2 separate regions of the Mus musculus genome follow, and region 2 is linked to region 1. Evidence: chromatin loops called from intact Hi-C (ENCODE). Cell type or tissue: left cerebral cortex. All regions are shown on one strand. Each heading gives the region's core, and the rest is flanking DNA. Links, peaks and the distances in the headings are about the cores only. Region 1 has its middle 39 kb from the start of Ano3. Region 2 has its middle 24 kb from the start of Lpcat4.

Region 1 (8,341 bases), core at 267-8,266:
TAAATGGAATGATAGGTTTTCTAAGGCCAAGAGTTACCAGAGCATCTCATGCAGAGATTTTACCACTTCCATTTTTTAAAATAGCTTCATTCTGGGACTCATAAAGCAATTGCCAACTTGCCAAAATCAGCAGGTTTTTAATAAACTCATATTCTAATGAGAACACATTTACCTCAAGTACCTGGAGTAATTTTGTACATAAATCACTGCACATAAAAAAAGTTGCCAACCAAAAGGAACAACAACCTTCTTTTAATGCCAATTATTAAGGATAAAATTTTAAATTAATTAATTTATTTGTGTGTGGGGGGGGGGTTGGGAGGACTGGGCAAACAAGTTATATGTGCACATGAAAATTAAAGGACAACTTTGAGGAGTCAGTTCTTTCCTTCCATCATGTTGTTTCCAGAAACAGAGTTCAATTTCTGGAACCAATGTTTGTCTTAATAATTTCCAGTATTTGACAAAACCTTAGTCTTAGCAGCTAAGAGAAATAAAGGACAATTGACAATATCACAGAACATAGAGTCTTGACGTTTGATCAACATGTTGTTTGTCTTTCAGAGAAAAGCCCACCCTCGACCACCTCTCAGGGTGATGTGTTAACAACATCATTTGCATTTTCTGAGCATTTGTTCAGATGTAGATTTTCATGTCAGAACTAATGAATTGAAATCTGTTTTATGAAAATACCTTGAAGTAATTTATCTAACTTAAGGTTTTGAAAAATGACACACTTCAGAAATTCTCAGTCTGGTGCCCATTTGCATGAGTTGGAAAACAAGAGGAAGCAAGACTGATGTCTCAATTTTCCTTCTAGGTTCTGACTCATTTACCTGAGTATCTGAGATTTTGGAAATGTTCCAAAGGCTTTTGTCGTGTGTCTAGATTTTAGAATCTCTGAGCTAAGTACTGATGAATCATGTCCCCTTTATAGAGATGTAAATTTTTTTCACATGCTCTATAGATATAAAAAAAAAATGTTAAGAGAGGTCAAAAGCCCATCCTTTGATGTTGATAATGTCTTCTTCTTGACTATGCTATTGCATGTTCTCTGTACGCCTGAGCTTTGCTCCATTTCAGGGATGCTCAGGCTTTAGAGGACTCACTTGGCTGTCTCCAGATGGAAAGCAGAGCTCCCAGAAGCCTAAGGGACTGGCCATCTGTTAGGATTAGCAGGTCCTAAACAAAAGATGGTATTTGCCATGTTTAGAGGCAACAAATAAGAAATATCAAGGCCTTTCAGAACTCACAGAACCTTGTGTGTCAGATCCCCTGCTGGAAGACAATCCTAAATTAGAAACACATGCTTCACTGAAAAAGAATTCATCTGGCAACACCTTAGGGGCTCCATTTTGAGTGATGAGGACATCGCACAGATTATAGGACACTGCAGCTTCTACCCAAGTGCGCTTGCAATGAAAAGGGACTTGCAGGACTTCCTCATCTGCCCTTTGTGCATCACATCAGAAACCCATACTCCCACATAATGAGCATGACTGAGACTGTGCGCGTGAAATCATAAGCTTGACACCAAGAACCTGTGCCCTCTTTATGTTCTTTTAATAAAAATACATTGGGAGTAACACCAGCTAACTTTTCACTATTTCAAAAAAAAATGGATGCTCCTTTAAAATAACCACAGCATGGTAAATAAGACACAGCCAATAAGTATATGAGTTATTAAAGCAATAATGGTGGGCCTATCAAGTTTAAGAGGACATATATTGCTTAATAAAAGATTTTAGATTGTTACTCTATCAGTATTAACATTATTTCATTGCCAATTATGAACATTTTGAAAATATTTTCTTTGTATCTTATTCTCTCTAGAAAGTTTGAAATCTAGATTCTTGTCTAAAACATGCTTAAAATTTTGTAAAGTATATAAAAAAATCTGAACTATACTAGAATAACAACTGTGAGATAAGACCATGAAGGGAAGAGTATTTGCCACTCTCTTCTTGAGTTGTTTAGGCACAAGAATCAATCACTCAGGTCCTAGTTCCCATAAAGCACATGTGAGTGGCATTCTTTTTTTTTTAATTAAGTATTTTCTTCATTTACATTTCCAATGCTATCCAAAACGTCCCCTATACCCTCCCCCTACTCCCCTACCCACCCACTCCCACTTCTTGGCCCTAGCATTCCCCTGTACTGAGGCATATAGAGTTTGCATGACTAATGGGCTTCTCTTTCCAATGATGGCCAACTAGGCCATCTTCTGATACATATGCAGCTAGAAACAGGAGCTCCGGGGGGTACTAGTTAGTTCATATTGTTGTTCCACCTATAGGGTTGCAGATCCCTTTAGCTCCTTGGGTACTTTCTCTAGCTCCTCCATTGGGGGCCCTGGGATCCATCCAATAGCTGACTGTGAGCATCCACTTCTGTGTTTGCTAGGCCCCAGCATAGTCTTACAAGATACAGCTAATTCAGCAAAAATCTTGCTAGTGTATGCAATTGTGTCAGCGTTTGGAGGCTGATTATGGGATGGATCCCCAGGTGTGGCAGTCTCTAGGAGGTCCATCCTTTCATCTCAGCTCCAAACTTTGTCTCCATAACTCCTTCCATGGGTGTTTTGTTCCCAATTCTAAGAAGGGCCAAAGTGTCCACACTTTGGTCTTCATTCTTGAGTTTCATGTGTTTAACAAATTGTATCTTATATCTTGAGCATTCTAAGTTTCTGGACTAATATCCACTTATCAGTGAGTACATATCATGTGAGTTCTTTGGTGATTGAGTGTCTGGGCATATATCCAGAAGATGTTCCAACTGGTAAGAAGGACACGTGCTCCACTATGTTCATAGCAGCCTTATTTATAATAGCCAGAAGCTGGAAAGAACCCAAATGTCCCTCAACAGAGGAATGGATACAGAAAATGTGGTACATTTACAAAATGGAGTACTACTCAGCTATTAAAAAGAATGAATTTATGAAATTCCTAGGCAAATGGATGGACCTGGAGGGCATCATTCTGAGTGAGGTAACCCAATTACAAAGGAACTCACATGATATGTACTCAGTGATAAGTGAGTGGCATTCTTGCTGCTGTACAGTAAAATGTGCTGCTGCATGATGTGCCACAAATAATCCAAGCCAGCCCCCTAGAGTAGCATGGCTAATAGCAGAAGGCTATCTCTTCTGGGAGATTAGGAATGCTCCTGACAAATGAATGTGATCTCAGGACAGTCTAGATGCCCTTCCTGTTCTGTGAGACAGGAGGCCTGAAAACATTAAACAGTAAAGATACTTCACAATTTCACATGTCAGCACTGAGGGGAGCAACTACATTAAAGGTCATTGTGGCTGCTCAATGTAGCTAACACCCTTGTGATAATGCTTACTCCATACCTGGAGTAAACAGTCATAGAACTAGAGACATCTCCTGTTGCCTCCAGTCATATTAAGTTATAAGAGACTTGAGGCCCCATGGAAGAGGTATGCCGGGAGTGTAGGGTGAGCACCATTTCAGAAGTAAGGGGGAGAGGGAATGTAATGAGGAACTGTGGGAAGAGGGACGAGGAGGGGGAAGGGCATGGTTGGAATGTAAATAAATAAAATAACTAATTAAAAAGGTAACATAATGGCTAAAATGTAAAAAAAAATTTAGCAAATAAAAATAAAACAAAAACAAAACAAAAAGAGTTAACAACTGGGAATATCATCCTTGAGAATAGTGTTCTAAGCACAGAATCCTCTTGTGGGAAAGGTAGACTTTGTGTAGGTCTTGGGAATGAAACAAAGATTACTGCTCTCCAGATGGTGTATACTCTTGAAGAATAGCTGAACTCACTAACAACAGCAAGCATTAGTTGTTTTTGTTTACTTTTTTTCCCATCACATGTCCTATAGCTCTATGGGAGCCCACTGCCATTTTGAAAGTCTGAGCTGAGCAATCCACCAATGGAGCACAGTAAACCTGTAGCCCCTCCCCCTCCCCCGGCCCCTAAGGACTTATCCCCAGATACTACTCGCCATTTAAAGTTTGGTGGCTTTTTAAAAGATTTTATTTTCCTTTTCAGGTTGTCTTCGTTTGCTTTGACTTATAAATCACACAAAGCAAAATGGGAAACGGTGGGTGACAGGTATCTTTCTGTGTTGATTCCTCTATTTTGCATCAGTGTCTATTCAATCACTTTTTGTTTCATTTGTTATTTAGTCAGTGGCTTATGTGGATTGTGAGTGTATTTTAGAAGTGAAATTTATAAATTTTTATGGTTTTGTGCCAGCCAAGCTATAGGTTCAGAGAAACAGTGCTAGGGTAAGGGAGCTGGTGTCTGTATGGCCAAAAGCCTAAGATCTGTGTATGTGAAAAGTCATGATAGGAGATAAGAAGAAAGATTGCTAATAGCTGAGTTCTGAGTGGCTTATTTAATGATTGCCAGGACACTTATGCTTTAGCTTATTAGCAACATAACCCACAATTCAGCTATCTATAGATGGGAATCAAAACAGTTTCTTTACTATTACGTATATTGAAGTGTTTCATCATAATGGGATCTGCCTATACAAAAGTTTGTCTACATTTCGACTTTGGAAAGTTGCCTTCATGGATCTTTCTCTTACTCTCTCCTCCATCTCCCCTCTGCTCCCTCTTTCTTTCCTGGCTTCCCTCTCCCTTCTCTGGCATCTCTGGCCTTCTGTCTGCACTTCTCCTCCAACTCTCCTGTTCCTTCACTTAATCAATTTCTATTTTTAATAGAGACTTCATTTATTTCAAGATATCCAAAATTATTCTAAGGAAAACTATCCAACTAAACAGTTACTTAGTGAAACTGAGAGACATTTAATTACCTTTTGTGTGCATAGTCAAGACAGAAAAATAAATAAATAAATAAATAAATAAATAATCCCTGCTGTGTAAATTGAAGAACTACCACTAGAGGGTAGAGTTGTTTCAGATATGATCAAGTGACACAACTGTTTAATTTACACAATAGCTACAATGGTATTTATGTCAACAACTGGAGAAAATATTACTGTGAAAGGTCAGTGTGCCAAGTGACAGAGGAAACTCCATGTGCGCTACTCACTCACGAGCCAACGCAAACAGTCCTGCCCATTAAAACCCACAGGGAAAGGAAGATTAAATACGTGAAGATTGACATTTTATTGGAGAATACTTCCAGAGGGACAACAGTAATGGGAAGGAATCCAGTAAGTTGTTTTATCTTTATATCAGAGAAGTGTGGGCATACACAGTTATGCGACATAGACTTTGTGATTGAATCTGTTGTATTCCTGTCAAAAAGAGTAGGCAGTTCTTACAGACTTCAGGAAAGAGCTATAAGTTATGCTGTTTCTGTCTGGAATAATTACATAGCTTTTCTGCTCTTTTTCTTACTTCCTACTTCTCTCATCTCCCTAACTCCATCTCCAACTGATGGCCTCTTTTTTTGTTTGTCTTTGTTTTTGTTAAATCTTGTGTTGCTACACACAGACACACACACACACACGTAGACCATATAAATATAACCTGCTGAGTAACTTAGCATGACTCATATGTATATGATTTCAGTGTTGCCTGCTTTGTGCTGGATAATTACTTTTGGGTTTATTTTGGGGGAGAAGTTATTTCTCACTCTCTAGAAAATCATTTGTTACCTGCAGCTCTTTGTCTAGGAGTAAGACCCATGAAGGTTTCCCCCTTCTGCATTAGCATGTCAGCTGATACTTCCATTGTTTAGATCCTGTTTAGGTAGACATAACTGTTGTAGCATGATGGTTGCAGCTTTTTTGTCCCTTCTGGGAGATACAACCTCACTGGAGACTTCTGAGTCCTCTGCTTTTCCAACTTTTCTGTCCCCAATTCTTCAGTGCTCCCTGAGCCTTCTGGGCAGATTTGACGTAGATTCATCAGTTGGAGCTACACATCTTATGATCTGCTTATCTTTGCATTATGACCAGTTGTGATTTTCTATAATTGTCTCAATTTGCTCTAAAGTGAAACTTCATTGATGAGAGGTGAGAGCTACACTTATCTGTGAATATGTGGATAATTTTATAATGTAGTTAGGAATTATTATTGTCTAGTAAAGTGGAAGCAGTGGGTTCTCTTCTAAGATCGATGACCAGTAGTTGACCATTTCTAGTAGCAGGTGTGATTTTCCATCCATTGAGCAAGCCTTAAGTAAGATTAGCTATCTGTTAGTTACCACCTAGATATGAGTGCCAATTCCAAACCTTCATAGAAATCTTGTGATATTGGTGCTCTCTGTAGGCCACAGGCGTCACACCTGGATAGCGCTACTGATTATTTTTCTTCCTTGACAGCTTTCAGAATACCTTCTGATTCATGAATGTGGGGCAGCAAGAAAGAGGTTTCCAGGTTAGATCCATGTGAAATCTTTCTAGTCCTGTGCCAAAATATGTTGTATCTTTAATACTAGACATCTACCTTCAATGTCTGAGAGGTAACCAGTGTTTGAGGGCAACAACAATAGCAAACATTGCTTAGGAGTCAATAGGACTGACTAATACCTTGAATAGAGGTTTCTTATGCCAGGTACTTGAGTTTTTGTTAGTCCATGTCTCTTGAACACTGGCAGCCCAAGTGGTATAACTTTATGTAGGACACACACACACACACACACACACACATCTAGTGACTAATATAATATAATATAATATGTATAGTTCAACAAACATTTTTTGGCTCTTGATGCCCTCACTGTCATTCCTTGACTAGTAGTTAGATGTCAGGAAGAACACTATAATGACAAGGGCATGCAATGGAGAGCAAGCCAGTAAGCAGTACTCCCCCATTGCCCCCACCTCAGTTCCTGCTCTGCTTTAGTCCTTGCTTTGGCTTTTCTGATTGACACACTAAAATCAGGGCATGTAAATCAAATAAATACTTTTCTCCCCAAGTTGTTGTTGATCATGTTCTTTATCATAAGCAAAACCAAATGAAGACAAGAGAAAATTGCTGAGGCTGAAAAAATACTATTTTATGTTATTTTTCTTGATAGTTATAATCATTTGTCTCACTGGGAAATAATGTTTAATAAATTGCTTTGGTTTATGGATGTGTTTGCACAATTTTACAAACAAGGAGTTCAGCATTTAGAGTCAAAGAAAACCAGGCACTTAATGTTTGTTTTAAAAAAAACATGCAGTGAAAAAAAAATCAAAGTTCTCCAAACATTGTTTTAGAGTTTTAGTATCCTCTAAAGAATCATATTTTACTCTTATGAGACTGTAATCATGAAATACTGCAGTATATAAATGAAATATAGTATTATTCTTCTCTACTTTTTCTAGTTGATTTGGCCATTCCCATTAAATAAAACATTTTTGGTACATTGTATTTCATCTCAGTAGCCTGCATCTAAATATGTCCATTTAAAGTTAAATACAGACTTATATTTCTTTTATGCTGACCAGTTTCAAAACTATTATGAATAAAGCTTAAAATTGAAAGTATTATCATAAAGATAACTACTCATCCATCTATGATTATATGAACAGGTAAATAGAATTCAGAAAATTTTCAAATCAATTCTTTCATTTTTATATTACAGGGCTAAGGCTTTTTATGAATAATAAGTTAAATCGTATTTCTTTAATATAACTTTCCTTCTCTTTTTCCTTGGCCTCCACCCTTCCTTCCTAACAATGGCTGACAGTTTAATTTTTTTTTGTTTAATATCTATATAAATAAAACAAGTCAAGGGAACAATATATATTTTCTCAATTAGATGTCATCTTCTGTTGGTGCATCTTTCTGATACCTGTGAGAGACTACAGTAGTAAAATAGGACCGTGGAGAAACCTGTGAGTGAAATGAGCTAGGAAATATATCTTAGTTTGCTATAGCTACCACTGTAACAGCAATAGCACCTGGAGTTGATGTGACAGGAGCCATTTTCTTCTGATCATAATAACCTTCAGTAATTTAGATGATATATCTAATAGCCTGTAGTTCTTTGTGTGGACTGAGATTTCCCTCATCTTCTTTAGCATTTCTATAGTAGTTTTGCCTGTTTAGGCAAAAGCATCTAATTGTTTATCCAATATAGATTGGTCAACCCTGAAAATATAGAAGTCTAAGTAACATTATAAATGAGCAGGTTGTACTCATGTTTAGAAGTGTGTGTGTGTGTGTGTGTGTGTGTGTGTGTAACAATAATTAATGAAGAAAAGGCTGTGAATTTGAAAAGAGCAGGGAGAGGTGGAAAGGGAAGGGAAGATGGACATTAGTAATTATAACCTGAAAAGGTAAAATTAAAACAGAAACAGACAGAGGGACCCAGAGCACTGAGATGGCATAATATTAAGGCATTCATGCACTATAGTTCAGCCATTTAACTGGTTGTTTGCCATTTGCAGCTTGTC
Region 2 (8,341 bases), core at 96-8,095, 1.2 Mb after region 1:
GATGCCCTCTTCTGGTGTGTCTGAAAACAGCTACAGTGTACTTACATATAATAAATAAATAAATCTAAACAGAAAAAAAAAAAAAGAAGAAGAGGAGGAGGAGGAAGAGGAGTGTGGGGAGGAGAATGAAAAGTAGGGGAGGCTGAAACTTACACAAAGTTCAATGCCCCTTTTTGAAATTTATTTTTACACTCCATATTCCATTTCCTGCCCCCTCCATCCACCCTCCGACTGCTCCACATCCCACACCTCCTCCCCACCCAATGCCCTATCTCCCACCTCACCTGACCTCTAAACTCCCTGGGGCCTCCAGTCTCTTGAGGGTTAGGTGCATCATCTCTGAATGAACAATGACCCAGAAGTCCTCTAGTGTATGTGTGTTGGGGGCCTCATATCAGCTGGTGTATGCTGTCTGTTTGGTGGTCCAGTGTTTGAGAGATCTTAGGAGTCCAAATTAATTGAGACTGCTGGTCCTCCTACAGGATGGCCCTTCTCAGCTTCTTTCCAACTTCCCTAATTCAACAACAGGGGTCAGCTGCCTCTGTCCATTGGTTGGATGCAAATATCTGCATCTGACTCTATCAGCTGCTTGTTGGATCTTTCAGAGGACAGTCATCGATAGGCCCCTTTTTGTGAGCACTACATAGCCTCAGTAATAGTATCAGGCCTTGGGACCTCCCCTTAAGCTGGATCCCGCTTTGGGCCTGTTGCTGGACCTCCTTTTCCTCAAGCTCTTCTCCATTTTTGTCCCTGAAGTTATTTCCAACAGGAACAATTATGGGTAAGAGTTTTGACTCTGGCATGGCAACTCCATCACTCTACTTGATGCTCTGTCTTTCTACTGGAACTGGATCCCACTTTGGCTACCTGAAGACCCAGCTATACCACTCTTGGGAATATACCCAAAAGACGCCCCTCCATGCCACAGGGGCACCTGTCCCACTATGTTCATAGCAGGCTTATTTGTGATAGACAGAAGCTGGAAACAACCTAGATGTCCCACGACAGAAGAATGAATACAGAAAATGTGGCTCATTTACACAATGGAATACTACTCAGCTATTAAGAATGAGGACATCCTGAAGTTTGCAGGCAAATGGATGGAACTAGAAAATATCATCCTAAGTGAGGTAACTCAGACCCAAAAGGATGTGCATGGTATGCACTTACTAATAAGTGGATATCATCCAAAGGGGGAGGGAAGTACAGAATACCCAAGATACAGTCCACAGAACTCAAAAAGTCAATAAGCTGAAGTGCCCACGTGAGAATGCTTCAGTCCCACTTGGGAGAGAGAAGAAAGCAATCACAAGTTTGGAGGGAGGAAAGCACCTGGGAGGAAAAGTAGATGGGTGGGAAGTGAGAAGGGGAACCTGATCTGGTATTGGGTGAGGGAAAAGGACTGAAGTCCTGAGGGCCAGCAGAAAGAATGAAAACAGGCAACCTTGAGAAATAGGAGGTTGGGGGGGGGGACCCTCCAGAATGCACCAGAGACCTGGGAGGTAAGAGACTCTCAGGAATCAAAGGGAGGGACCTTAGATGAAATGCCTGACAGTAAGGAGAGGGAACTTATAGAGCCCACCTCCAGCAGAAAGACAGGGCATCAAGTGAGGGATGGGGTTGCCATCCCACAGGCACAACTCTGACCCATAATTGTTTCTGTCTGAAAGAATTACAGGAATGGGGAGTGGATGGGTAGGGGAATGGGGGGAGGGTATGGGGGACTTTTGGGATAGCATTGGAAATGTAAATGAGGAAAATACCCAATAAAAAATTTTAAAAAAAAGAATTACAGGAATGGAAATGGAGAGAAACCTGAAGAAAAGAAGGTCAATGACCTTTTATAGTACATACTTTACCTTGTCTTAAAAATGAGCAACTAGGCCGAGGACCCTGGGCTGGGAGTTTGCCTGCCCTGGCTCTACTCACTGCGGCAGCCCAGCTCTTGGGAGCCAATGGAGCAAGTGGGGCCGACCGTAGCGAGCAACCTTCATTCCCAGCAACCACATGATGGCTCACAACCAGCAGTACAGCTACAGTGTACTCATATACAGAAAAAAAAATTTTTTTAATTAAAAAAAAATTTTAAGTTTAAAAAAAAACAAAGCAACCAGAAGTAAATGTTTAACTTGACACTCATTGTAGGTTCTAGAGTCTAAAGAATTAGATGTTTATGTCAACAGGAACAATTTCCTTTTGTGGAAAAAGCGTATATGACTGTCCTACCTTTGAGTAGGAAAAAAAAAAAAAAAAAAAGCTACCAAAACACACCTCTCGTCCGTCCCAGCACTCAGGAGGTTGAGGTGGAATTGTAAACTCAAGACTACCCTGAGCTGCATAGCAAGACTCTGCCTCAAAAGAAGAAAAGAAAAACATGGAGAAAATTTTAGTATTTGGACTTTCATGAAATTTTTTGGTAAACAATAATATTATAAAGAGGGTCACATTCACTTTAATGTGCTCATCGAATGATGAGTTCATGTGCAAAATATGACTCTGTTTTGAAATTAAGTGGAATAGTTTCAATAATATCAAGGAAACAACTGGCTGCTGAGATGATGAATAGAACTCCACCTCAGTACTAAATTAGGACAGTTAGGTTAATAAAACTGAGTTAATTTTATAAACCATATAGAAGAGCAATTGAGTTCAGAAACTGAAAGAATAAAGGATTGAATGAATAAATATAAATAAGTAAACAAGTGAGCTGTTTCTTCCTATTATCATGCCTTCTTACTTCTCCACTAAAAATAGAATCTCAGTTGTCTAGTGAGACCTGCTTGGTGGTTAAAAATATGAACTGTATATATAACCTGTCTAGGTTTAAGCACTAACCTTATCATTACTTTCATGACCTTGAGCAAGTTACCCATGCTGTGTGCCTTGTTTCCTCACTTTAATTACTGTTCTCACTTAGTACTGGCTGTAAACCACACAGACCAATTCCATGAACATCAAACAACCCCATTTTTAAGTGATGCAACTATCCCCATGTAGTGATGGGAATTGAAACCACTGGGTTCAGTAATTTGTTCCATGTCACATTATTAGTATGTACAGGAGATTTGAACCTGTATGTCTTGGTGCCACCTAGCAGCACTGTTCCAAACACAGCCAAACAATTAGTATAATGTTGATAATGATGAGGTTTCAATGATGATGTTGGTGATGTTTGATGGTGGTGGTGGTGGTGGTGATAATGGTGGAGGTGGTGGTGGTGGTGGTGATAATGGTGGTGGTGGAGGTGGTGGTGGTGGTGGTGGAGATGGTAGTGGAGGTGGTGGTGGAGGAGGTGGTGGTTGATCATGGTGGTAGTACTGCTGCTGTCATAATAAGAATATAACTAAGCAATTGGGAGATAATTTCCAAGCACAAAGGATCTCTTTTCTTCATCTGCATCATTCCCCTTTTGTCCTAAATATTAGACAATCAATCTGCTCTATCTCCTCTTGTGATAAGGTATCAACTACCTCTTGACCACTGGCTTGGGGTCCAAGCACTACACAACTGAAGTCAGTAGCTGTAGTCCTTTTGTTGGGGTCAAACAAATGAGATTTACCCTAAGTGCTGCCATCTCATTTTCAGACTCCACTTTGATCATAAGGTAAAATGAAGTTCAAGCTCGCAGATTCTGAGGGAGATGGGGACTTTCCTCTCATTCCTTTTTTGTCCCTCAAACATGGTGATTGTTCTTAACCAGGACAAGAACAAATGATTCTGATTGATGAAATTGTAGCTGTACCTTGGCATAGATGCTTATGGGCCTTATAATCTGCTTAAATAGTAACTAAGACTTTGGGACACAGTCAGTTTCTGAGGAGTGCTGTTGTTTCTGACTGATCAGTTTTTGTTCCTTAATTCAAATAAAGATCTTGCTTTGCTAGACTCTCATGACTGCTTGGGTTGTTTTGGTTTTTCATCCCCAACACGTCTAACACTTACATGCATTACCACATCTCTCTTGATAGGGTGAAGGAGTGACATCTCTTTTCATCCCTTCATTCTCTCTTTTTAGAAAAATTACTGCTCATTTGAGACATTTATTGAAGCCATTCAGAGCACATGCTTGAGAAAGTTCTTCTTGCTTAATATGAATTTGAGTTCTGACAAAAATACCTTCAGTCTGGACACTTTGTCTGAAAATGAAGGATAATGATTCTGCATTTTTATCACCTGCCTGGTAAGTATTGTATAGTTGCTTCCATTTCCTCACAGAACTCCTCCCAGTGCCTCTGGTTCAGTATTTGCAGATTCTTCCCACTCCAGTGGAGAACAACATGTACAGAGTGACCTAAACAGCACAGCTTTTTGAAACATCATAGAAAGTGGGCTGGTTGCTTCATCAGGTAGATCTGGTTTCAGTGGAGCATTTCCCCTGGCTTACCCTTAGTACAACTGTGGGTTTGATGGTAACGGAGTGTTACTGCCACCTAGTGTAACTCTTGTGAATAACCAGTCTACAAGGTGCTTTTTCCCCCCTAAGAAAAACTTGAAATAAGCCCCTTCTAACATTTTATATAAAGAGCAGTAATGTTGCTGAGATGCTCCAAAACTCACACCCCTTCTTCCCTCCCTCCCTCCCTCCCTCCCTCCCTCCCTCCCTCCCTCCCTTCCTTCCTTCCTTCCTTCCTTCCTTCCTTCTGTCCAATGATGATAGAGGCAATAAACAAAGCACAGTTGGTGCTGACAAAGTTGGGATCCAAGGATGCTCCTCAGAGGTGAGAGAGCAGAACAAGCTTCTAACACATACATTCAAGTCAGACTCACCCAGGCTGTGCTGGGCCTTCACAGACTCTCCAGTTTGGAGTTCAGCCCTATATGACTTAGTGCCTAGAGACACTGGCTAGAGCTCATGCCTCCTGAGTGCCTGAAAATGCCTGTTTTCTCCTTCCAGACATACCTGTACAATATGTACTTCACCCCTTCCAGCCAACAATTAAAGGAGAATGAATATTCCTCCTCAGGAAGGGTATGTCATGTGGGAAGAATGACAATCCTTCTAGTGGGATTTTTTAACCTGGTTGTGTTATGTTTTATGTGAATATGCTTTTGTTATAATCCCAGGTGTGGGATATGGGACTGCTTCTGACTATCCACAGCAGCCGACTATGATTGGTCTCGTGCTCTGGTAGGGGCATGATTCTGGCAGCTAAAGACAGTTTACATTTGGAATTCTAGAGACTCTTGAGAAGGTATGAGAGAGGTCAGAGCCCTGAGAGAGGGGGTGGTCGCTGCTGCCTGTGACACTGGTCCTCACTGCTGCTTGCTCTTGCTTTGCTTGCTCTTTTGCTGCTTTTGCCAAATTCCAAAAGACTGGTTTGCTGGTTGGAGATGCCCTAAGAAAATTGGACTTGCCCTTAGGAACTGGATGCCCCAAATCAGCAGGAAGTAGTCTAAAGAGATCTATGCCCCCTTTCTCCTCTAACCTTCTTTCTCACCTACCTAGTGCTGGTGGGTTGGTAGGCACTAGGGTGTAGAGAGGTGGTAGATATGAGAACCCAATAAAATAGCCCAAAAGTACGGTTACAGATCATCCCAAGCACTTCCCTCAATACCCTATTACAACCATGCCTTAAAACTGTCAGGATACAATCAGTTGTTGAGTAAAAAAAAAAAAAAAGTAATGTAAATGTTCGTATGGGAGCTAAAGTAGCTGACACATATAAAGTCCTTGAGGAGCTCAGTTGGGAAGAACACTTGTTACAGGATATTTGACCACACTGTGAAGCCCAAGATTATGTTGCTTACTGGGAAAACCTGTTTCTAGTTGTACTGTAGCTCAACCCTAGCACACGCCTTTCCTCCAGGAACTTTTTGTGTATTGTAAACAGGATTAAATCAAGTCAACCATAGGTCAAGAGGCAGAGCAAGCAACCAGCTGACATGGTGTAAACAGGAATAAGAAAAACAGCGAGAAATGTAAATGAGGAAAATACCTAATTAAAAATATTTTAAAAGAAAAAGAAAAACAGAGCGAGTAAGAGGAAGTCAGAGGGCCAGACAGAGAGACGCACAGGAAGTGGAAAGGAGGTCCGTTCAGTTTGAAGAGTTCTTGAGACACCATGGAGAAGAACTTCCTTTTGGGATGCTGGCTGTGGAGGAAGGTCAGCTGGGTGCTTTCTCTGCTTCTCTGAGCTAGCAGGCTTTTACCCCAGCATCTGACTCCCGAGTCTTTATTAATAAATGGAAAATTGATTTTGTTAAAATCATACTTTACAGGTTCTCGCTCCCCTTCATTGGGTATTTCAGCTAATGTCATCCCCACTGGGCCCTGGGAGCCTCTTGCTTTCCTGGCATCTGAAACTTTCTAGTGGCTACCCCCAGTTCCCCATCCCCCCCACTGCTACACATCTCCATTCACATTCTGGCTCACCCAGCAGGACCTGAGTTCAAATCAGTGGCACCCACATAAAAATCTGGACAGGGCTACAAACACCCCTGTTAACTCCCACACTGGGAGGGTAGGAGGCAGGGAAGGGGGTTGGGGGTTCCTCTGGGGCTTTCTAGCTGCCAGCCTACTCCTACATTCAATGAGAGAACCTAGTCCAAGAGAATATATGGAGAGTGACAGAGCAAGATACCTGGTATCCTATTCTGGCCTCCAAATTCTTATATGGGTGCATGCACCTGGACACATGTGCAAACATATACATACACCCTACACACACTCACACACACATAAGCTATATGGGAGAATTGGTGAGAGGGTAAATATTATCAAAACATTATATAAAGCTCTCAAATAGTAAGCATTATTTTTAAAAATTAATTTTTGGGGTTTTTTTTTTTTTTTGTCTTTGATTTAGTTTGGTTTAGGTTTTTTGTTTGTTTATTTGGTTGGTTGGTTGGTTGGTTGGTTGGTTGGTTGGTTTGGTTTGGTTTTTGGTTTTTGAGACAGGATTTCTCTGTGTAGCCCTACCTGTCCTGGAACTTGCTCTGTTGACCAGGCTAGCCTTTAACTCAGAGATCAACCTGCCTCTGCCTCCCAAGTGCTGGGATTAAAGGCATGCACCACCACAGCCCAACAATTAATTAAATTTTTCTTTACAGATAATACAAAATGCGCTTACAGTATTCCCCTTTCCACCCTTGCCCAACAGAATGAACTTTTTCAATGAGCGAAGCAAACCATGCTTTGTCTGTGCTCTGTCCTAACCTAGCTACCTCCAACCCTTACACTGGCCACGGCTACTAAGAAGATAGAAGATACATTTCCGAAGATGAGAGTCAACTTCCCTACTGCATCCTAATGATGGAGAAATAGTAGTGGCTGCTGAGGGACTGTTCCCTGTCCTGATGTCCCTGGACAGACCAGCTTCTCTGCACAACTGAGCATGGCCAGTGGATCCTATCTCTTCCTTACAGCCTCACAGTGAGATCCCAAGATGGATGTGTGCAGTTCTTCACTGGGCAATGTTTGGATGATCAGGTCATTCTTCAATTTAACACAGAAAACAACAGGGCAGTGCCTTGGGCACTGTGAACAGAAACACCTGGGCACAGACACCCGGAACACTGAGTCCCAAGAGTTGACCAAGAACGAGGAAAAAACCTCAGAGTAGCACTGGCAGATGGCCATGCCCTGGGGGAGCACGAAAGAGGTGTCTGTGGGCAGAGCAAAAAGATGTGAGGGTTTCCCTGGAAGGGTGGGGTAGAGATCAGACTCTTCTCTGTTTTCAACTTGCAGTGGATGGAGGGGGATAAGAAAGAAAGTCTGCAGATCTCACCCAGAAGTGGATTATGACTCAGCAGGCACGGGGGGGGGGGGGGGAGGGGGGGGCACAGAGGGGAACTAACAAGGGTCAGCTCTGGGATGAAGCTTCCCAGTTAGGGAAAGACGAGGAAGGGGTGCAAAAGGTCAGAGCAATCCCAGCTGAGTGGGAGCCCCATTCTGTCCAGAAGATTTGAGGCTACAAGACTCAAGAGGAAAACTAAAGTAGGGGCTTCTGGGATTTCCAGTATGGTGGAAAGTCTGCCTTCTCCTATCTCTATCTTTCCGATGACCATACTCACCACACCTGGATGTTGCTCCATCTGCAGCTCCTCCACGAGAAGAGTCCAGAAGGACTAGGACATGGATGTCATTTGAAGTAAGTCCTAATAGGCTCATGTCAAGGACAACTGTGTGGAAGATTCCAGAGATCTTGTCTTCAAGAGAGCTTCAAAAAGGTAATGGAGTCCCCAGCCATGACTGTGACCTGTAGCATGACTGTGGAAAAGCATCATCAGCATCGCATGTTTGGGTCTCCAACCCAACCTGGGAATCCCTCTCTGACCTGCACCCTACGTAGCATGGGCATATAGCCGGATGGCGTCTTGCTCTATTAGGATCAACAAGATC

What was found. Peaks named below come from ENCODE experiments on the same cell type or tissue, not always from the same donor. Only the 100,000 strongest peaks of a DNase experiment are listed, where the experiment ranks them.
Region 2: a loop joins it to region 1, with 9 times the contacts of the local background. A loop is called at or near these places in 5 of 42 quality-filtered maps.

Annotation. Positions count from the first base shown.
Region 1 is chr2:110,984,793-110,993,133 of GRCm38, forward strand. No RefSeq gene overlaps it. Among named protein-coding and RNA genes, the nearest start is that of Ano3, 39 kb to the left of the region's middle. In left cerebral cortex, for the core only: a CTCF peak has its summit at 4,879 (motif pointing right); DNase peaks (open chromatin) are centred at 856, 1,169 and 5,325.
Region 2 is chr2:112,211,780-112,220,120 of GRCm38, forward strand. No RefSeq gene overlaps it. Among named protein-coding and RNA genes, the nearest start is that of Lpcat4, 24 kb to the right of the region's middle. In left cerebral cortex, for the core only: a CTCF peak has its summit at 4,422 (motif pointing left); a DNase peak (open chromatin) is centred at 4,385.